Regions from separate parts of the Homo sapiens genome. Here region 1 is linked to region 2. Evidence: read pairs that join two places in POLR2A ChIA-PET (ENCODE). Cell type or tissue: CD4-positive, alpha-beta T cell. All regions are shown on one strand. Each heading gives the region's core, and the rest is flanking DNA. Links, peaks and the distances in the headings are about the cores only.

Evidence for each region. ChIA-PET counts read pairs that join two places held together with the same protein. Peaks named below come from ENCODE experiments on the same cell type or tissue, not always from the same donor. Only the 100,000 strongest peaks of a DNase experiment are listed, where the experiment ranks them.
Region 1: POLR2A ChIA-PET joins it to region 2 with 11 read pairs; 4 of 35 experiments call an interaction of 5 or more read pairs at or near these places.

Annotation. Positions count from the first base shown.
Region 1 is chr2:151,833,707-151,845,259 of GRCh38, forward strand. CACNB4 (calcium voltage-gated channel auxiliary subunit beta 4) reads right to left here. Exons shown (of 14, transcript NM_000726.5): 13 at 8,197-8,382; 14 at 1-5,673. The coding sequence ends at 5,413. Among named protein-coding and RNA genes, the nearest start is that of ARL5A, 11 kb to the left of the region's middle. In CD4-positive, alpha-beta T cell, for the core only: no CTCF peak of the experiment used is centred there; a DNase peak (open chromatin) is centred at 6,785.
Region 2 is chr2:152,020,059-152,031,611 of GRCh38, forward strand. The region is part of intron 2 of CACNB4 (calcium voltage-gated channel auxiliary subunit beta 4); the gene reads right to left. Among named protein-coding and RNA genes, the nearest start is that of CACNB4, 73 kb to the right of the region's middle. RefSeq lists an enhancer at 6,073-6,142. In CD4-positive, alpha-beta T cell, for the core only: CTCF peaks have their summits at 5,828 and 6,041; a DNase peak (open chromatin) is centred at 5,953; H3K4me3 peaks cover 371 bases.

The DNA.
Region 1 (11,553 bases), core at 2,415-10,414, 190 kb before region 2:
TTAAAAAATATGACTGCCAAATTTAACGGTGGATTTTGTTATAAGTTTGTGCTATAACAAATGTGCTTCTTTCTCCTCAATCTATTTTTATATTATTGGCAAAATATATATTTTATAATTTTGTACTGTACAATATGTTTTTGCTACATTATTTTTCTACTGCTAATGCAGATTATAAGTAACAACATAGATTTATTTTGGCAATAAAATGCTTTCATTTTAATAACATCCCAGAAAATATTGTAAGGCATATGAAAAATAGTATGCAACGATATAGCGTTAATGATCCCGCCTCTTTATTACATCCCTTATGCATACAGAATTCACACTGATTTCAGTTAAAAGTCAAAGTGGCATGCAAGTAGGGCAAGGGTGGCCCCTACATAAATATAGACATAGCCATTTGTTGAGAAATTTAAGTGTTCAAAACATAACCAAGAACACTTATCAGGTATTGAAAAGCTAGAGGCCAGCCACTTCTGGTTCTTAGTTCCCCTTGTAACTCCTTATAATTTTCAAATGAGGAAGTATCAGTGTATTCTCCCAAACCACTCTAAATTCATTAGTAACATTTTCTACCATCCTTCTGCAAACATTTTACATACATCATGAGAAACAAAAGAAAGTTTCATATATAACTACGACTCCCCAAACCAATTGCTACTCACTCTTAATTATACTTTGTTTATGGCAAGTAGAAGTTACAGCCCTTAGGATTATCTGATGAGATACTTTCTAGTCTTCTCATAATGTCCCTCAATTACATGAAGCATTTAGAATTAATCATTACAAGTAAAAAGAGATAGCTGCTATCAGAGGATGTATTTTATTTAAGAAAGTCCATTTTAATAAAAGAAGAAACTTTTAAAAGTAATTTTTGAATGCTGTAGTTCTGGGTGCCCATATAAGCCAATTTTTCTATTTTGACTAACTTGACTGCTTAAGTCAAAAAGAAGGTTATCCTTATTGTCTGTCTAACAGCTAATTGGATTGACTTGACTGGTTTGATCATGATTATTTTAAAGAAGAGGACTGTTCTCTGCCCCATAGACACAGCTTGAGTAAGTAACTTACTAACAGTTATAGTATTGACAGTATTTAAAGGTATGAGAAACTAATAAAACAGATTTTATTACATAATTTCCTATAAATTTTTCATTCATACAGTCATTCAAGGATGAGTTTTATATAATTTAAAAAAACACAACATGCAACATTGTCATAAAAGACAAAGGCAGAAATGTAAAAGGAATAAGGGGTACATAGCATTTATTTGAAACATTGATATGAAGTTTATTCCAATTACATGGGAGTCCAAGATTATGCATATCCTTACCCAGTAAATGGCTAAGTCATGCTCTGTGGAAGTCAAGGACCAACAAAATGTGAATTTGCAAACCAGCTGCTCTTAAACATAAAGTCTTTGGACTTTTACTCCTTTAGACTTAGAACTAGATATTATAACAAGTTGCACACAAAGGCAATTCCCTTGCAGTTTGTTTTGTTCCCTATGATGACTTATTTGTTAAATTAACCTTGCCTCATGATAAACTGTGAACCAATTCAAAGAAAACTTCACTAACGTGGAAGAAATGAAAGGGTGCCAAACAGCATTTTGGAAACAGTTTAAAATCTAAAGGGAAGGCATATTTTAATAATCTATGTATTTAGCTTTGCAGCAAGGTTAGCCAGAATAGTGATAATTTTGATCACTACTTATTGACCAGTGTTTTTCCCTTTAAAGACAGATTGTCTTCTCTAGAGAAGAGGTAGTAAATATATCAGTACATAGGGTAATTTCTACAATGGTATTACATTTTTTAAGCAAATACCAAAATAAAACTGTGTAACTAAGAAAATATATACTAACATGCAAATTAAGGTTGCCAAGACACATTCTTAACGGACATCCTGGGTCTTAACAACATTTTGTGATATGTTCATTTAAAGAATTTAAATTTGCAAACCATCTTTTAGCATAATTTCCTTTTCTTACTTCCTTTCACTGCCTCCACTTCCTATTATGAATTTTAAGGCCCCCACACAAAAGACAAGTTCAAGTATGCAGGTATGAAAAGAGGTTAACATTCCAAAAATACATTTTGCAAACAACGACAATAATAATTAAATAGCAGATTATTTAAAGGAAACAAATAATTGTCTCAGAATTTGTTTTACATTAATAAAATTCATTTCATTAAAGACTAACTGCAATGACTTATATAGTCACAAAATTAAGACTCTTATTAGGAAAGACCATCATCTAAATTGTGAACAATTTCAACCTTCTCTCCAATAGAACTGTATAAAGATAAGAGAGAATCATCATTTATAAACATTTCTAAGTGTTGCTTTAAATATTAAACAAGATAATGTTGTTGGTTATAATATTAGAGTGACATTATACCCTTGAGAATTAACATCAGGATTGACAAATTGCATTCGTTTTTTTCCAGAACTACATTTCCACATTGTCACATGAGTCCACATTATTATATGTCTGTGACTGAAATTACAGAATTCTAGTATGTGGCTTATACTGTAAGTTAAAACAGCCTCAAAACAGTAAAAGACTTGTTTCTCTTGCTTATAATCATTTGCTATCTTTAAATGAAATTAATTAAAAACAAAGTATGGAGTATGTATTTTTCAAAGGTGCTTGGTGTGCTTGGCAAAAATAAAACTTTTCATTTAGTATATATCTAGATTTTAAGTATCATTTACACAATAAACTCTTAAGTCTTTAAAAAAAATAAGATGTATATCCCCTTATTTGAGGAAGATAAACTTATTACAGAAAGAAGGGGAAAGAATATTCCAAATTAAAGTAAACATTTAAATATATCCATCAATAAAATATACATTATACCCTTTCCAAGATTGTCAGCTTTTGAATAAGAATGCAAAGCAAAACAGGTATGGACATCTGATGGTAATTGATAGATTGGTTTTGTGCACAGATATTGAATGAGACTCTCTTTATCGGCATGACATGGAAGACTAAAAACAAGGCTTTGAAAAACCTTTAAAAACAAGTGACTTTTAAAAAGTTGAAAGAAGATGGTAATCTTGATGACTAGGAAATATATTTAAATGCTGTTACAGCTACCTGCCATAAAATGTAAGTATCTTAAAGTAGTTAAATGACCAAACTGCTAATGCTACTACAGAAAAAGCTGAACAGCTGTCTAGTCTAAATTTGTACACCTTGGTGCACTCTTTGCAATTAAATACTTTAATGCGCATAAACAAGAAACCAGTAAAGCATATAGAAAAATGTTTTGGCTAATGTTTTCTTTCTCATGCAAGTATGTGCTGTACATGTAATAAATATATTTTTGTTTGCTGGAAGATGCTCTTCTGTGTTCTAACAAAGTATTCAGTAATGGCAGGTTATATGTTTATTAAAGTGCCTAATGGATATAACTCTTTTAAAATGTCTTAACTGAAAGTTTTATAAGCTTCACTAGATGACAGAAGAATCTCACAAGCCAGTATCACATGTTAACTTTTAAAATTTACTAAGCCCATATTTTTTAATTGTATCAAATATTTGAAATGACTTACAGAATTATAGGTATCCTCATTATCAGCTAAACAGGTTCATAATGGGGTACAAACACTGAACATAAATGCAGGGGGATGTGGTGAGGTTGTAATGGGGTTCAAGATATATATATAACTCATCAGTAATGTGGAACTTATTTCCATGGTCAAGAAGATTACTGAACTGGTGCATGCTTTGAGTGCCTGAATACTGAAAGGCTTGGGGAGAAAAGAAGATACTATAAAATTAATTATCATTATTTTCAAAAATAGGCTTCATGACATGTACTAGCAGAAAAGAACTTTTATGGCTGGACTTATTGGGGTTTTAGAAAATGCATGCACTATGGACATTTAGAAATAAGTTTTTTTTTTTAAAGACATTTGTGTAAAAAGGGTCAATTTCAATAATTTCTTAGATCAGAGTGAATCTAAGGCTTCCTTGATAATATAAAACATAGGTCACCAATTCCATAATTATAGCCACTGGAAAAACTGTGAAGACTTAATAAGATGAAGAGGAGTGTTCATTAGAAATAAGGCAGCTCAATCTCCAAATTCTTTATAATTTTCTGCATTAAAAATGCTATAATTTTAGTCAACAAATATTTGCTGAATCTATGAGTTTATTTTTTACTGCAAGCTTTTAAAATCATTTGTTTCAACTTTTTTCAATTAGTCATTTTGTAAAAACATCTCCTGAATATCAAAGTTGAGTGTGTCCACATAAAACGAAATTCCTTAGCATGATTTAAAGAATTTGTTGAAGGGCCAGAACATTCAGATATTCAAAGACAGAGACTGAGAGAAGCAATGGAAAGATACTCAATCTTGTTGGCAGGAAATACAGACCCTGCGTTTGTGTTAAGTGAAATAGATGAATTCCCACCTGGAAGTGTTTAGCATTGCACTCGGGAGGATTGGTACCACATCCTTACTATCTGACTTCAGATTCCTGGATGTATGTAGTTGTGCTCAGATTGATTAAAGGGAGAACAACACCCCATTTTATATTTCACATAACCAGCTATGCTTGGGCCTCTCTTTACTATTCTCTCTCACTGCTGAAAAAAATTTGAGGTTTTTTGCTTGTTTGTATTTGTTTTTGCCAACTTCAAATGAGCTAACAGTACTGACCAAACAAAAAGCAAAACACTTTGAATACAACAGCTGTGCCAGGAAAGAAATAAAAATATTAAAATCTGAGGAGACTATATAATTTCTGCATTAAGATTTCTGAGATTTTTTTTTTGGCACTATCAATACATTTGGTAAGTCTGAAAAGTCATTCTGGCAACATTAACATATATTAAAATGTTTATACACTCCAACTTTAAGTGTAAATTTAGCTTCCAGCAAATAAATACCAAAGCTGGATTTGGCTTCTATTGGTATTTCGATTTTCTTATTAGTTTTTTTTTTTTCCCCCCAGATTTTTCAGTTGATTACAACATGCTCAAGTAGACTTTCTAGTCAATTCACCCAAATTCCAACAGGAATTGGTTTATAAATTGGTTCCAACTGGAACTGGTCATTTGGAATTTCCAGCATGGGAAATTATTTTATATGTGCCTTGTAAGTACCCTAAATTACAAATTGATGTGTCTAAATCTATGAAGAAAACAAAATGTACTGTTATCATGTAAATGTTGCACTTAAAAATATCTATATGATCGGGCATCTAATATCCATCTAGACTCAAGGGCATAATGTAATTTTTTTTTTTGCCCCTTACTTAGCATAAAATGACAGCAGCCCATTAGCACAGTAAATACTGTGCTATGTTAGCCAAGTTAAGATGATTGGTTTATCCTAGCACTGCTATGGCAAATTGTCAACAGATGAATATTTTTTGTTTCATTAGACTCAAAGCCTATGTCGGGAGTCATGGCTATATCCCCCAGGTGATCCTCGGTTCCTATGGGGTTTGTAAGTGTCCTGGTATGAGTCAGGGTAATCTTCTTCCACAAGAGGGTAATGATCTCGGCTATGCTGAGAACTGGAAGACAAGCGGTTCCTACTCTTCCGAGCCCTTTCATTGTGATAATTTTCATCAGAGGTCATTAGACTTCGTCTTTCAATTGGAGAGTTCTCTGTGGAGTGGTTGCTGTGCCTCATTCGCTGACTCTAAAAATATCAGATAGTTCATTGATTAAATAATGTCAGCTTCATTCATCTAAACATGTAAATGTATGTAAAATCATAGGATCTGTACAATAAGATGCTAAATATCTGACTTAATAAGGCATCCTGATGCACCAATGATCTGCTTAGAATATCTGGTCTTATTTATTTGGGACACAACATGAAAAGATGCCAGAGTGTTGATAGTTTATGAGTTTAATTCCACAGTGCTGAATGACTATGCTTCCTATTACAAATGTAGAATTGAAAGCTAACTGTTAAATGGAACTTAATATATTTAGGAAGTTCTAATAATTCCATTTCTATTGCAAAAATGAAAATTATTTTACTATTGGGAAATAAAGTTCAGAATAGCATTTATTATTTCTCTCTTGAATTGATATAATCTTTCTCCTTCTAAAGTAACACACCTCACCTTGATCTAACTGAATATTCCTTATACCTTTTAAAAACATTTTAATAAAATTATTATTTGTGCTGTTCATAAAATAAAGTGTTTCTGCATCCTACATAAATGTAATAATCTTTCCAAGGGTGTATACAATAATTATGAAGCCAGCTAATTGATACATTTATAAATCTTGCTTCCTCAACTAAAATGTCCTGCAAAATAATCTTCCAATATAAACGAAATTCCTCTAATACCATTAATTGAAATTAGCATCTTAAGATACTTATTTGAAGGCTCAGAAAATGTTATTCAACATTTTTCTCCACTATGAGAAAACATTTATCTACTTGTGTCTACTGGTTTAGGTAGGTCACATCAGTTAAGGCACAGGATCCTGCTGAAACCATGGGCCCAGACACATCTCATCTAAAGTACACTCAGATTCAGGCAGAAGGAAATTCATTTGACAGGTCACAGACTGTGCCTTTAACCTCAGGTGCCTCACAATGAAGTGTCAATTGTTACTGGGAGAAGAAATAGGCCACAGAATAAAGGGCAACACATTAACTCATTAGTGAAACAGGGAGAACCACTCTAGGTGGATGTCTTAGCAGTGATGAGTCAAGATTGTTGTATTCAATATAAAAGTGCAACATTGCATTTCTACGTACATTACAGAAGTGTATTGCTTCATGCATCTATTTCTCATTCTGTAATGTACAATTCAGAGCCAATCCACACTAGTCAATAGTAATGTACACTCAGATCAGCCCATGGGAAGTGAAACAAGGCATGAAATAGTCCTAATGCATGCGTATGTGCTGTACATTACCACAGTACATTTTTCATGTTCATTTCTAGTTTCAAAAGCTATTCATTTGCATGACAGTTTTTCTGCTTACAAAGATGCAATTTTGTAACAGAGTAATACAGCTATAATAGCATTTCAGAGAGTGCCATTTATCTCAGAGTTAACTCTGTATGATCGACAATTAAGACTATCATTATAATCCATTAAAACAAAACTCATCATGATACAAGAGGGCTCAATTGACTACATGTTCCTCAGTTTGCTGCGGGTTTGGCCACATTCCAGCAGCTACTTGATGAATGGTAAATAATAATTGATGTAGAAAGGCAGGCTCATTTTGTACCATAAGGTCTCTGGTTCCCTATCTCTACCTCTGAGTGCAATACCAGAACAGCAGAAGGGAGAACCTCTTGATCCTGTGTTCGTCACCAGCTTCCCTAAAGGACACGTGCCACAGCCACTTACAAAGGTGGGCACCTGCACAGCCCCAAGAAAACTCAGGGATCAGTTACTGTTTCTGAACAGAGCAGCTCTACTTATATCCACATTGTCTTGTGCAAGGTAGAGAGCAGGCCTAGCAACCTGGGTGCGGCAGGATTAATTAAGGGCAGCTGAAAGGCCTATCTGCACCTATATATCTTACTTAGCTATTGTGTAATCCTTAAGAAGTGGCATTAAGAAGTAATGGAGGGGCCAGGAGTGGTGGCTCATGATGGTAATTTCAACATTTTGGGAGGCCAAGGCAGGAAGATTGCTTGAAGCCAGGAGTTTGAGATCATCCTGGGCAACAAAGTGAGACACTGACACTGTCTCTACAATTTTTTTTTTTTAATTATCCATGTGTGTGGTATGTGCCTGTAGTCCCAGCTATTTGGGAGGCTGAGGCAGCAGGACTGCATAAGCCCATGAGTCCAGGAATTTGAGGCTGTAGTGAGCTATGATCATATCACTGCATTCCAGCCTGAACAACAGAGTGAGACTATGTCTCTAAAAAAAAGTAATGGGCAGGTGCATTGAGTAGGCATTACGTTTGCCAGCAGAGTTTAGACATAGGAGGAGTTAATTTACCTAAGTAAAATCCACTGTAAATTCACAGACAGCATAATTCTCAGGAAATTGTCAGTCTCTGGGTAGTTTTCTCTAGGATAGATCATAATTAGATAATATTTAAGATTTTTAAATATAATGTGCACATAGTGTTCCCTCTTCAGATTAAGGATGACTCCAGTCTCCATCCTAATCAAGTTCCCATAGAATTTTACATGTAAGGTTGTAAAAAGCATGAGTGAAAAAGTGACAATACCTGTAACCCAGAAATTGCTGTGGGATATGGTGAGAGTGCCGTGGAGCCCAAATTCCTTCCCAGCAGCGGGGTCATGGGTGTGCTACTGGTTGTGTGGGTGGCACGCCAGTACGCCTCCAGGTACTCCCCTAGATGTTCACATGCATCCTCAAGCTGATTTTCATCCAATATAACATCAAACATTTCCTGTAGATGACAAGAAAATCCACTTTACTTCCATTTTAGGTTTTAGGCAATGAAACCTAAAATTCCACTTAACACAGATAATAGCATTTTTAATAGCTATTAGCTAAAATCAAATTTGAGGTGCTATATGGGCAGTTTCTAAAGTTAGGGTCAAGTGAAGAGTTACACAGTTATCCATGAACGAATGTAGACATTAATATAAAAATGAAAGTGTTCATTCAATATTTGGATCTTTTTTTTTTTTTTTTTTTTTTTTTTTTAAGACGGAGTCTCATTCTGTTGCCCAGGCTGAAATGCAATGGCACGATCTCGGCTCAATGCAACCTCTGTCCACTGAGTTCAAGCAATTCTCCTGCCTCAGCCTCCCAAGTAGCTGGGATTACAGGCGCCTGCCACTGCGTCCAGCTAATTTTTTTGTATTTTTTTTAGAAGAGATGGGGTTTCACCATCTTGGCCAGGCTGGTCTTGAACTCTTGACCTAGTGATCCACCTGCCTTGGCTCCCAAAGTGCTGGGATTACAGGCATGAGCCACAGCGCCCAGCCGGATTTTTCATTATTTAGAAAGAAAAAGATGAAGTAAGTGTAAATGTGTTACAGGTAAAATATGACAAAAACCCACGTGTATTCACATCTTTAGCCATGTATTCCTATAGAGCTGCACTCTACACACTTTGGAATATGAGAGAAGCAAGTTTGTGGCACTGAGAAGGGAGTTCTAGACATGTTTTGGGCAATGACCACATCAATGGAATAAACATTTTTTCTCCTAAGGTAACTATGTTGAAGGGAATAACATTTACTTAGGTAATTTTCAGAATGCTTGTGAAAATAACATTATCTGTTTTATGATAAAACAATAAGGAAAGAAAGTTTAGGATTAATAACAGAAAACCACATGGCAGTGGTTTCTGCTACCACAAGATCATTTTGTGAAATGGTTAAAAAAGAACAAGGGGTGTTTAGTTAGGGAAAGCAGGGGGTCACAAAAGAAGTATCTGCTGTCCACGTTTCGGACAGTAAGGCCATTGTTCAACATCTGGTCTGTACTCAGGAAGTTGTTCTGTTCCAGAGGAGCAGGGTGGCCCCCCTGTCATTGCAGTGTGGCTGGGAACACAGACAGGATATACCCCAGACATATACTCTTCAGAGGGAAACCAGAAAACTTTGGCACCACACAAAGAGAAAAGTCATTCCACAGGTAAGTGTTAGCACATCTCAACTTTCTTTCTTTCTTTCTTTTTCTTTGAGACAGTGTTGCTCTGTGGCCCAGGCCAGGGTGCACTGGAGCAAACACAACTCACTGCAGCCTGGAACACCTGGGCTCTAGCGATCCTCCCACCTCGGCTTCCTGAGTAGCTGGGACCACAGGCATGCACCACTGTGCCTGGCTAACTTTTTTAACTTTTTGTAGAGATGAGATCTCACCATGTTGCCCAGGCTGGTCTCAAACTCCTGGGCTCCAGCGATCCTCCTGCCTCGGCCTCCCAAAGTGCTGGGATTACAGACGTGAGTCACCACACCCGGCTCACATCTCAACTTTCAATAGTAGGATTGACCTTTCCCACCACCTTCATCTGCTTTTATGAACTCATTTTACCAAAATAAGAACCTCCCAGGAATGAATCAAAGACAGGGTCACTGCCATCGGCACTGATAAAGCTGGCTGAAATTAGGTTAATGGCAACTGGATGATGTGAAGTTAGTGGTGTCTCAGTTCAGTCATTCTCTTCTGTGCTTAGAACAAGGACTCCTGAAGCAGAAGTCACCATGGAAACAATCTCTCTCCCAACATTTACTATTTAAATGTTTCATCACATCAATTTTTATGGAAAATTTTGGCCTTAAATTGGAAAGCCATTTGGGGTTCTTGGAACAAGACTAGGAAAAGAATAAGATGACTTCAGTCCAAATGGACTCATGTTTGAGAAGACTTAGCCAGTTCAACTCATGTAGAAAATTCCCCCCAACCAAGAACAGTTATTAGTAGATTTCAGATTATTTTGCATATTTTATTCATTCATAAAATACTCAGTCCCTATTTTCTTCTAGGCACTGTGGGTATACAGTGGCAAGGAAAACAGACATCTTATGCTCAAGAAGCATAAAGTGTGGTGGGAGAGATAAGTATTAAAATCCATAATAATCTATGTCACACTGGGACTTTAATTCAGAAAAATAAAGAGACTGAGCCAGTTAACGTTTGAAGCTGCAGCATAAAGTTCTGGATTTGGAAGGAGGCTTGGAGAGATGTGTGAAAACTGAACTTACAAGGAAGGGGAAGTTACGAGTAAGCCAAAGAATGTTATCTGTAGAGGGACGAAAATAAAACAAAAAAAAAGAGAAGCAGAGGCACAATGGAAGAAAGAGATCATATGGCCATGAGTGCCAAGGAAAGCAGCTACTGCCTAGAGTTTCTGTCAACATATATGCTTACAATAAATCCCCTTTTCCACTAAAGTAACCCAAGGGAATTCCTTGTCTCTTGCAATCAAAAGCCCCTCCCCAACTCATGTAAAAGTTCAACAGTTACAAATATAGAATCTCAGAACTGTCCATGATGCTTTGACATAAATAGAGGCATCGAGGTGCTGACTTGAGTGAGACAAGGACAGCTACACCCCAAAGGACATCCACAGACTCAGATGGCACAGGAGGAAGAAAGAGGAAACGAGGCAGCACCAGAACAAAGGACCAGTCTTTCCGCCATTCCAGGCTAAAGTGTGCTGCAAGTTCTACATTTTATGTGACTTGGAGTTGGTTGTTTATATCATTTTATTTATGTGAACCATAAAATTTGATTACATGGGTCTCATTCTATAATATGGGTTTGATTAGTCTCAACAAATCATTTTCTTGCTGTTTCTTAAAGTGCCAAACTGAAAAACCTTCCAAGGATACCTAGGCCGGATGGGTCCTGACATTCACAGCCAGGATTGCAAAGCCCAAGGAGGGTAAGCAGCACCTATGGCAGAATGTTATTTGAATGAGGTTTATATCTACTTGGCCGTTCTACTTGTTACATTGTCACGGTTGTAGACATAATTAGTGGCACATTTAATTGCCATAAGTTTAATAAAGCACTTCTCTTTGCCAATGAATGGATAGAATTTGTATATATCAGCACATGGTATAAGCCTCAGTCATTTCTAGGAAACTGCTTTTGCACTGCT
Region 2 (11,553 bases), core at 1,497-9,496:
ACCCTGCAGCCTATGTGTACATTCCCAAATCAATGTCTCTGGAACCTAGAGATCCTGGTCCAGTCCTGTTTATTGTGGGCTCTACCCTTTAGGGAAAGGAGAGCCTTTGCAGACTAAGAAGTACCCAACAGCATCGATTTGAGATGCTGGGGCCATGACAGTTTAATTGAAAGAGGCTATCAGGCATTTCTATGTCCATTTGGGTTTTGATGGGATCAAGATGGTGGGTGGCATTCTTCCCCTATTCTTCCAGGATTTCTCCCATTAATGGCTCCTGGGTGAGAACTGGATAAGTGCCATTCTCTAAAGGCTTCCAATTTGGCAATGAAGTTGTGATGATGCTTCAGAGAGCATTTCAGTATAGGGTGAGGGGGCAAGAAGCCAGGTGCTCCTGTCTGAGAAGTGAATTGGACGTGAGGAAATAAAGGAAATGGGTAGAAGATTTCTCTTTTGTGATGTCTGATGATAAAGAAAGAAAAGAAAGATCCAGCAGTAGTTTGAGAAGGAAATTGTGGGGAGTTAGTAGGTTTTTGTGTTTACTATTCTTTTGATTTCAGAATGGGATGTACTTTGGTGCCATGAAGCCAAAGGAGAAGTTCTCAGAGGACAGGGAAAGACTGAAGTTGAAGAGCATAACCAACAGTGATAATTAACAGGTGGCGATGCTGGTAACGGGGTTAGAATTGAGAGCACACCCAGAGGAGGAAGCCGGGGAAAGGAAAGCACAAGGCATTCCCTTGTCTGAAACACTGCTGGAAGCAGGCAAAAACCTAACCTCGGGCACCTAAATTGTGCTTTACATAAATGTAAATATTTAATATCCTCCACCTGCATTCAAGGCTTATCCCCAAAATCAACGCTTAAAATAACTCGGAAACTACTAGCACAGAGACTGAAGAAAAAAATAACTCTAGCTGGGTGCGGTGGTTCACACCTGTAATCCCAGCACTTTGGGAGGCTGAGGCGGGTGGATCACGAGGTCAGGAGATTGAGACCATCCTGGCCAACGTGGTGAAACCCCGTTTCTACTAAAATACACCACACCAGGTGTGGTGGCGAGCGCCTGTAGTCCCAGCTATTCTGGAGGCCGAGGCAGGGGAATCGCTTGAACCCGGGAGGCGGAGGTTGCAGTGAGCAGAGATTGCATCACTGCGCTCCAGCCTGGTGACACAGCAAGACTCCATCTCAAAATAAATAAATACATAACTCTGAAACATTAAAACAATTTTTTTTCAAACTATATTCTCTACCTTATATTTAAGCAAGCAGAAAAACACATAATCCATTTTAGAATGATTTCAAATTTAAAAAAATTATAGGTCAGATACTCAAAGGGTTAAAACTTCAAATAAGGAGTAATGTTACCCTTCTGGCAGCCAAAGTTTGACTCAATAAAAACAGGCATATTCATTGCATCAACCCATAATCTCTTAACATTTGATTTGCCTCAAAATTTCAGTAGACTATTGGTGAAAACATGGTGAAAAATCTCTTCATATGAAAATATTTTGCTTTTGAAAATACTGTCAAAACTTGCATAAATATTTGACATTCATTCTAAATAATAAAACAATGTCTCTTTTTCCCCTTCTCATACGTATGTAAATCAATGATGCTTTATCAAGGATAAAAATACCATTAGATTTAGACTTCACAGAATTGGAGACAACTCACAAGGAACTAGACACTGAATCTTAAACATGAAAGGAAGAAAACTGAAAAGCTAAAAGTAATTTGATGTTTCTTTTTTTCTTTCTTAATTCAACTCTCACATCTAACTCTTAAGAAAGGATACAGCTTATTCTTTTATCTTGCTGAACATTGGCTTTTTACGTTTTATCTTCTTCTTGAAAAGATTTTCTCTACTAGAATAGGTATTTAAAGTCAAGGCTATATACATTCAAGAAGTATAAGCGTCTAATCTTTAAACATGTCATTTTGATCCAGCATCCAAAGTTGTATTAAAAAGCACATTTACAGATAAGTTCCTTCACAGTTGTAGTGACTGCACATGAGCTCATCAAGTAAGCCTTGGGGAAACAAAGAACCTCTCTCCTCCTCTCTTTGGCAATCGGCTTATTGCCTATTACTTGCATCTCTCCCCTTCAACCACCTCTGCATCATCTTCAACCAAATATACACCACTCAAACTGCTACCCTTAATTTCACTCCTACAAATAAGCCCTGTTTGTTTACTGTTCACCATTCATTATACCATGAGTGAAGGACAGAGATGAATCATACTCAGCCCGTAGCCATCAAGGAGAAGTGGTGGAGGGAATGTGAAACCAATAACTATTTCACAAAGGACACAATCCATGTCTCCAATGATATAAAAGCGAAGTGCTTCAGAGTGCTTTGCAAAAAGCAACTAATTTAGTCAAACACAATATAAAAACATCAGCAGTAATCAAGAATAATCCCTATTGCTACAATTTTTCTAAAATTCCCTGGTTTTAAGTTGGACAAGAAGTGCAATATTCCTTTCAAAGAGATACCAGCATGTCACAGATCTCTATTTTTAAAATATGCTTGATTTGCATATACGAAAGCATGGGCTTTATTTTAATGACCTGCAATCTCTACATTTGTTTCAGTCCTCCATGCAATATGCATGTTTACCTCCTACACTTAGACTCTTGGTATGATTTTTCCTTAATGAAATAACATAAAGCAAAGAATCATAGAAAGCATAATATTCTACTGGGATCCACAGCACCCCCATCACCTACAATGTTGTTGCCACAACTCTCCTACTTGATCATGTACAGGACTCAAAACTGTAATCATTAAAACCCAGATGATCAGGGTAAAGGAATTTAGGGTTGTTTTGAGGTTGTTTGACAATATTTACACTTGGAAAAGTTAAGGAACATATTAGTCTGTTTTCACACTGCTACAAAGACATACCCAAGACTGGGTAATTTATAAAGAAAAGAGGTGTCATTGACTCACAGTTCTGCAAGACTGGGAAAACCTCAGGAAACTTACAATCATGGTAGAAGGGGAAGAGGCATGTCTTACATGGTGACAGGTGCAGGGGGTCCATGAGGGGGTGAGAGAAAGGAAGGGGGAAGAGAGAGAGCATGAGCGAGCACAAACAAGTGAAAGGGTAAGAGCCCCTTATAAAACCATCAGATCTCGTGATAACTCACTATCAGGAGAACAGCATGGGGGATACTGCCCCCATGATCCAATCACCTCCCACCAGGCCCTGCCCTCAACACGTGGGGATTATGGGGATTACAATTCGAGATGAGATTTGGGTGGGGACACAGAGCCAAACCATATCAAGGAGGCCCAAGAAAAATAAAACTGAAATAAGTTTGGACAAAGAGAATGCGCTCTGGATAAAGGCCACCGTAAAAGTGAGAGGTGCTTTTTTTTTTTGGTCAGACAAAGTCTCACTCTTGTCCCCCCGGCTGGAATGCAATGGCGCGATCTCAGCTCACTGCAACCTCTGCCTCCCGGGTTCAAGCAATTCTCCTGCCTCAGCCTCCCAAGTAGCTGGGATTACAGGCGCCTGCCACCACGCCCAGCTAATTTTTGTATTTTAAGTAGAGACAGGGTATCACCATGTTGGCCAGGCTGGTCTCCAACTCCTCATCTCAGGTGATCCGCCTGCCTCAGCCTACCAAAGTGCTGGGATTACAGGCGTGAGCCACCACACCCAGCCAGTAATAGCATTTAATATGAATTTCTGGACTTACATTTTAAATAGCTTTCCTCCACCGAAGCAATGTGTGAAAACAACAACTTAGGCGTACAACTCAACGAATTGAAAACATTTATGTTATCACAAAGTCAAAACAAGAAACTCTAAAAGCACAGATCAATTAGAACTGTGTCCTGGAGGCACATATCTGTTTACCATGGTGACAATTTACATTTAAGATGAAGAAGCACAATGAATGGATTGTGGTAGGAGTGCTTAAAATATCAGGAGCACCCTAACATGTTTAGTTTAAGAACCAGTGTTGGCTGGGCACAGTGGCTCACGCCTGCAAGCCCAACACTTTGGGAGGCTGAAGGAGGAGGATTGCTTGAGGCCAGGAGGTCAAGACCAGCCTGGGTAATATAATGAGACCTGTCTCTACAAAAAATACAAATAAAAATTAGCCAGGTATGGTGTCACGTGCCTGTAGTCCTAGCTACTCAGGAGGCTGAGATGGAAGGACAAACTAAGCCCAGGAGTTTAAGGTTGCAGTGAGCTATGAATGCGTGCCACTGTACCTCTGTGCCTGGGCAACAGAGCTGTCTCAAAAAAAGAACTAATTGTTTACCAGTTCAAGGTAAATTGAGCAAAATACAAAGTGGTTAAAAAATGAATATATGCAGACTGATTTTGTAATTATTTAGCTGACAATGGCTACTCTTGATCATTTCTGTTTGTCTGTTTCTTTTATATTTAAGTAGCTTCCATAAAGCCTTTGCATAGACAACAATGTAATTTTCTTATTGGATAGCCCTAAAAAATGGCACTAAAAGATTATGTATTACTTTGGCTTTGAATTGTGAAACAAAGCAGTAAGAAATACTTGCCCCAATAGTTGCTTACTAACATAGCATACCAACTATGATAGGGATCCACAGCATCATTGTATATTTCCCCACAAGCAAATCATTACACAATGGAAGGCTGCTACACCCTTAGGGACTTGCCATTGTTTGCAACAATATGGTGGGCATCACACATTTAAATATTGCAAAACCAGGGCTAGGCGTGGTGGCTCACGCCTGTAATCCTAGCACTTTGGGAAGCCAAGGTGGGCAGATCACCTGAGGTCAGGAGTTCAAGACCAGCCTGGCCAACATGGCGACACTCCATCTCTACTAAAAATACAAAAATTAGCCAGGCGTGGTGGCACGTGCCTGTAATCCCAGGTACTCGGGAGGCTGAGGCAGGAGAATCACTTGAACCTGGGAGGCAGGGGTTGCAGTGAGCCAAGATCACACCACTGTACTCCAGCCTGGGCAACAGAGTGAGACTCTGTCTCAAAAAAATAAAAATAATAAATAAATTTTGCAAAACCAGAAATCTGAGGCCCGATATTAACTTTCAACTAATTTGTCATTTTGGCTAAATTATTTGCAAATACTAGCTTATCTATTGCTAGACAGTGAGCAAATTCTATTCTCCTAATCCTACACTACCTCTGAAACCTCTTCTTTCATATGTGTAAATTAAGTTTGATAGCTTTCCTGAAAACAGGAAATTGTTCAAAAGACTTAATTTTTTCTTTCCTGTCATAAAAAGTGTAATAGCTCAAGCTTCAGAGGCGAGAGCTGGGGAACGGTGGAATGAGAACCAAGAAAGACAACGACATTTTCTCTCAAACTGTCTACTTCAGACAACCTTATTCCAGATATGAGCACAAACTGGACTCGCTGCTAGCTCACAGCCTCTATTGTAAGCATAAGAAAGAGCAGAAATAAGACAAATATGCATTGTGCCTTAAATGCAAAGGAAGTGGCTGTAACACTAAAAGAATGATTGCCCAGGGGCCAGATTAAATAAAAAATCTAGGAGTTTGGAATATCTCAAATCATCTATGAAGTACAGAAAATATTTTGTTATTGTGACACAACAGCCTCTCTTCTAAAAGGAAAATAAACTTCAGGAAATTGAACTTCAAAGATGCCACTGTTTCAGTCATCAAAATTGGACATACCGTACTGTGTATTTTAAAGGAATAGTGCCCCCGTGTGGTTTTTGACAAGATTTCAGAAAATGTTCAGCGTTGTCTCAGAAGTCACAGTTACACTTGTTATACAAGAAACAGTGAATTTTTCTTGTGTGGATTTATTTTTAAATGTGATTACAGATGTGTTTGCAGTATAGTAGAAAAACGTCAGAGCTGTGAAGAGCTGTGTTTGCAGCGGGAGGGTTGCTCCATCTATCTCCGTGTTTAGTAAAGAGGATGTGAGAACAGGACGTGCACAGGGCGCCCCCTGCAGGTGCTGATGCAGCCGACACCTCTGGAGGCGCAGGGCCGAGGCCACCACAAGTCACTTGGCATGAATGTCCACAGAGCTTCCTAGGAGCTACCAGAAGTGAACCACATCTCCCCTCTTACCTGCAGTGGGTTCACACACTCTGCCTTTTCTCGTTGTTGTGAACAAACTGACCAAATCCCTTACAGACCGGCCCTTCCACTCGAGCACTGGATCTTACTCCAGGACAGGGCCCCAGCAATTTTCCTCCTTCCCTCCTGAATCTTCAGCGTCTTCCTTTCCACTGGACTGTTTCCATCAGCGTCAACATATAAACATGCTATCATATTAATAAAAACCCTCTCTGGGCTCCACTTCTCTAGTCCCTTTTTTTTTTTTTCTTCTTCTTTGAGACAGGTTCTCGCTCTGTCACCCAGGCTGGAGTGCAGTGGTGCCATCTCTGCTCACTGCAACCTCTGCCTCCTGGGCTCAAGCGATTCTCATGCCTCAGCCCCCTGAATAGCTGGGAATACAGGTGCATGCCACCACGCGCAGCTAATTTTTGTACTTTTAGCAGAGATGAGGTTTCTCCATGTTGGCCGGGCTCGAACTCCTGACCTCAGGTGATCTGCCTGCCTCGGCCTCCCAAAGTGCTGAGATTACAGCCATGAGCCACTGCACTCGGCCTCCACTCCCTTTTACTGCTATAGTACCTAGAAGAATTGTCCATATTAACTGACTCTAACTTCAATCTTTCCATTCTCTCTTGAACCCATTCCAATAAGGCTTTTCTGCTCACTACTCCAGACCAAAACTGGTCTTACTGAGGTCACCAATGGTATCCATATTGTTAAGTCCATTGGGGAATCTTGGGCTCATCTAACTTGACCCATTGACAGCATTTGACACAATTATCTTTCTTTTTTTTTTTTGATACGGAGTTTCACTCTGTCACCCAGGCTGGAGTGCAGTGGTGTAATCTCAGCTCACTGCAACCTCCACCTCCTGGGTTCAAGCGATTCTTCTACCCCAGCCTCCTCAGTAGCTGGGATTACAGGCACATGCCACCATGCCCGGCTAATTTTCGTATTTTTAGTAGAGACAGGGTCCACGTTGGCCAGGCTGGTCTCAAACTCCTGGCCTCAGGTGGTCCGCCCACCTCAGCCTCCCAAAGTGTTGAGATTACAGGCGTGAGCCAGGGCTCCCAGCCACATTCCTCCTTTCTTAGAATCATTTCTTCTGTTGGCTTTCAGGCACCTCCTCCCATTTTTCTGGCCACTCCTTCATCTCCTTTGTATTGTTTCAGCAAATATCTACTGAGAGCCTCTGACTGCCTGGGGCAGTTCTCAGCTGTGGAAATTGGATGCTGAACAAATCAAAGAGCTTACAATCTAGCAGAAGAAACTGTAATTAGATAGATTTTAAATATAAAATCAGGTATTCACAAGTTATGGTCAGGAAAGCCTCCCTGAGTTTTCAAGCTCCTCCCCTGCCACCTCCCCTCCTGACTCACACCAAGGGAAGTGACAGGAAAGCCATGTGCTACCTCTTTGGCTCCAGTGGGAAGCTCAAACCACACAAGCTTTGGCCCCAGCCCAAACCACTGACCACCATAAAAGCCAAAGCCGAGGCGGGCGGATCACGAGGTCAGGAGATCGAGACCAGCCTGACCCACACGGTGAAACCCAGTCTCTACTAAAAATACAAAAATTACCTGGGCTTGGTGGCGCACGCCTATAATTCCAGCTACTCAGGAGGCTGAGGCAGGAGAATCGCTTGAACCCGGGAGGCGGAGGTTGCAGTGAGTCGAGATTGTTGCCACTGCACTCCAGCCCGGGCGACAGAGTGAGACTCCGTCTCAAAAAAAAAAAAAAAAAAAAAAAAGCCAAAGCCAGTTGCCCTTGAGGCTCTCAAGCCATTTTCTAACCTGCCTGAGAGCCTGCCCAGCTCTCCTCAGAGAGCTTCGATTTGTGAGTAACAGATCTTTTTATACCTTCTTAGTGCACAGGTGGCACCCTCAGCCTCAATATCACAACTAAATTTTAGGTCAGAGGTTGACACCTGCTCCCTTCTACAAGGGCAATCACAAGACAAGGATCGCCTGAGCAGAAACCTAATCAAATGAGGGGATGAGGGAAGAGCAAAGAGGGCATGACCTACAATCCCCTCTAAACTCAAAGCAACAATTTAGGACTGGGAACCCCAGGAATTCAGATGATGGATACTGAACCAAAGGGTTGTGGATTTGTTCATGATTACTGCCATCTCCAGACCAGCAAAGGACACAACTGGGAAAAGCTGCACTACAAAATTTAAATTACCTAAAATATGGAAGTGGAACATGAACAAGTACTTCATCAGGGCCCAGATTTACATGTGCCCCGAATGAGTCAACATGAATTCTCCCGACACCCACTGATACCTTCGTGTGTAACAGCACAAGCCTAACTAGTTCTACTGTAGCCTGTGGACAAATCTCTCCATAACTGCACCTTTCAATACTTAACCTATATGATTTCTAGATAATGATATAATCATGTAATCATGTTATCACAATGATTATATATAACCATATCATTTAAATTTGTCTTTCTGCGAAAGAAGAAGGGAGTATTATTTTAATTTGTTTTCCTTGGAATCTGACCAAGGCTGAGACCAAATGAGCAATCTGTTGGTCAAAAACATTTCATTTATAACCACGTGGTGAACAGCTTGCAGTGAGATTTGGGAGAGTCACAAGGAAAGGAGGAGCAGATCCTTGCATACAGTGTTTAAAATCTAATAAGCAACAAGGAGCTCACACAAGTGGGTATTAGCCAAAACATGATAAATATATACAAATGCTCCAGCTATTTTTGTTGTGTACAAGTGCTAGGGATGGAAAACTAAAGAAAGTATTTGTCCAAGAAAGCTTCATAAAGGATGGCACTTCTGAGTAGCTTTGAAGAAGAAAAATCCAAGTAGCTTGGGAAGACATTCCATCCAGAAGAAATGGATTAAGGCCAAGAAGATAGAGTGTGTTGGTGACATGGAAACAAAGGCATGTTATGGACTGAACTGTGTCCCCTGACAAATTCATATGTTAAAGACCTAACCTCCAATATGATGGTATTTGAATGTATTTGGGAGGTAATTAGATTTAGATGAGGTCATGAGGGTCTTATAAGGACACTAATCCCATGATGAGATTAGGGTTCTTATAAGAAAAGAAAGAGCCCAGGGCTAGGCGTGGTGGCTCACGCCTGTAATCCCAGCACTTTGGGAGGCTGAGGTGGGCGGATCACGAGGTCAGGAGTTCGAGACCAGCCTGGCCAACATGGTGAAGCCCCGTCTCTACTAAAAATACAAAAAATTAGCCAGGTGTGGTGTTGTGCACCTGTAATCCCAGCTACTCAGGAGGTTGAGGCAGGAGAATTGCTTGAACCCAGGAGGCAGAGGTTGCAGTGAGCCAAGACCACGCCACTGCACTCTAGCCTGGGCAACAGAGCGAGACTCGATCTCAAAAAAAAAAAAAAAAAAGAAAAGAAAAGAAAAGAAAAGAAAAGAAAGAGCCCAGAGTTTGCTCTCTCTGCCACATGAAGACACAGCAGGAAGACAACCACCTGCAGATTAGGAAGAGGGTCTGCTATGGTCTGAATGTTTGTGTCCCCTCAAAATTCACAGACTGAAATCCTAACCCCCACGGTGATGGTATTAGGAGGTGGGGCCTTTAGGAGGTGCTTAGGGCATGAGGGCAGAGCCTCATGAAAGTGATTAGTGCCTTAATGAAAGAAGCCCTGGATTGACCCCTTGCCCCTTCTACCATTTGAGGACACAGTGAGAAGAAGGCACCATCCATGAACCAGAACGTTGGCCTTTGGCAGACACCAAATCTACCAACACCTTGATCTCGGACTTCCCAGCCTCTAGAACTGTGAGAAATAAATTCCTGTTGTTTAAGCCACCTGGTCTACAGTATTTTGTTGTGGCATCCTGAGCTGACTAATACAGTCATGCATCATGATAACAAGAAAAGAGCAAATTACACAAACAGGTGCACTGAGTAGAGAATGCTGAAGTGCAAATTCAAGAAGCCTCATTTTCTTTTTGAGGCAATTGTGAGCACTCTTACCTTCTTTTTTTTTTCTGATTACATTTCTACTCTTCACTTTATTCACTATTTAGTTGCTTCTAAAATAGTTTGAGGATTATATTAACACAGTCTTGAAAAAATAAAATTCACACATAGTCAAATAACACTGTAGGACATGTTTGTTAAGACAAAAGAAACACAACATTGAAAATACTTGGACATTTTTCATGCTTATAAGACACTAGATTTATGTTTACATTTTTTCATCAATATTAATAGTATAATTCACTATGTATAGATGAAATTTTACACAAGATCATCATTAATTTTTACAGATATGATCTCATAATTTTAGAAAATTTTGTTTCCATTGTTATTGAAAAGAATTTTATGTATTTATTTATTTTTCTTATACTTTAAGTTCTAGGGTACATGTGCACAACGTGCAGGTTTGTTACATATGTATACATGTGCCATGTTGGTGTGCTGCACCCATTAACTTGTCATTTACATTAGGTATATCTCCTAATGCTATCCCTCCCCACTTGACAGGCCCCAGTGTGTGATGTTCCCCTTCCTGTGTCCAAGTGTTCTCATTGTTCAATTCCCACCTATGAGTGAGAACATGCAGTGTTTGGTTTTCTGTCCCTGCAATAGTTTGCTGAGAATGATGGTTTCCAGCTGCCTCCATGTCCCTACAAAGGACGTGAACTCATCCTTTTTTATGGCTGCATAGTATTCCATGGTGTATATGTGCCACATTTTCTTAATCCAGTTGGAACCAACCCAAATGTCCATCAATGATAGACTGGATTAAGAAAATGTGGCACTCTCACCTTCTAAAATTGATACTGATGTCAAGCAAGGTTGGGGAAAGATGATTCATTCACTGCACAGCCTCAGCCCTGGGCAGAAAACACAGCAGTAACAGGGAAGTGGATACAAGCAGTCCAGGAGAAAGGGTACTTGGGGTAGACAGGCGGTATTGCCACGGGACTAGCAAGATATTTTACAGATGAAGAAATAACAATTTACAGAGAAACTTCCTTCCAGAAAGAAAAAGAGGAACCAAGAGAAGAATGACCATCATCCTGATGTGCCCAGAACTCTTTCAGTTTTAGCACCTAATATTGTACATCCTGGGAAACCCCTCAGTCCCCAGGACTGTTGGTCACCCCACAAAGGACACTTCACAAATTATTAAATCTGAACAAGTAACAGGTACAAGATATTATGATGATGACTTAATGACCGAATAAGACTCTGAGGGTAAATCAAGATTTAAATTGCAGTTACGTGTTATACAATGCATGTAGTTCAGGCTGGTAGGAGGACCTTCCAGAAACTGGAAACATGGGACTCTGAGGATGAGAGAGCACACGCAGGTGAGCGGAGACTTCTTCTCCTCCTAATATCCCACTGTTGACGGGTGCTGTGTTATCTGTACTGTGGCCCCTCTGCAGCACAACCTGAGGGAGGAAGGCAGGTCAGACACAGCCAGGGGCTTGCTCAAAGGCCTGGGACCAGGCAGAGGAGGATCCACAGAT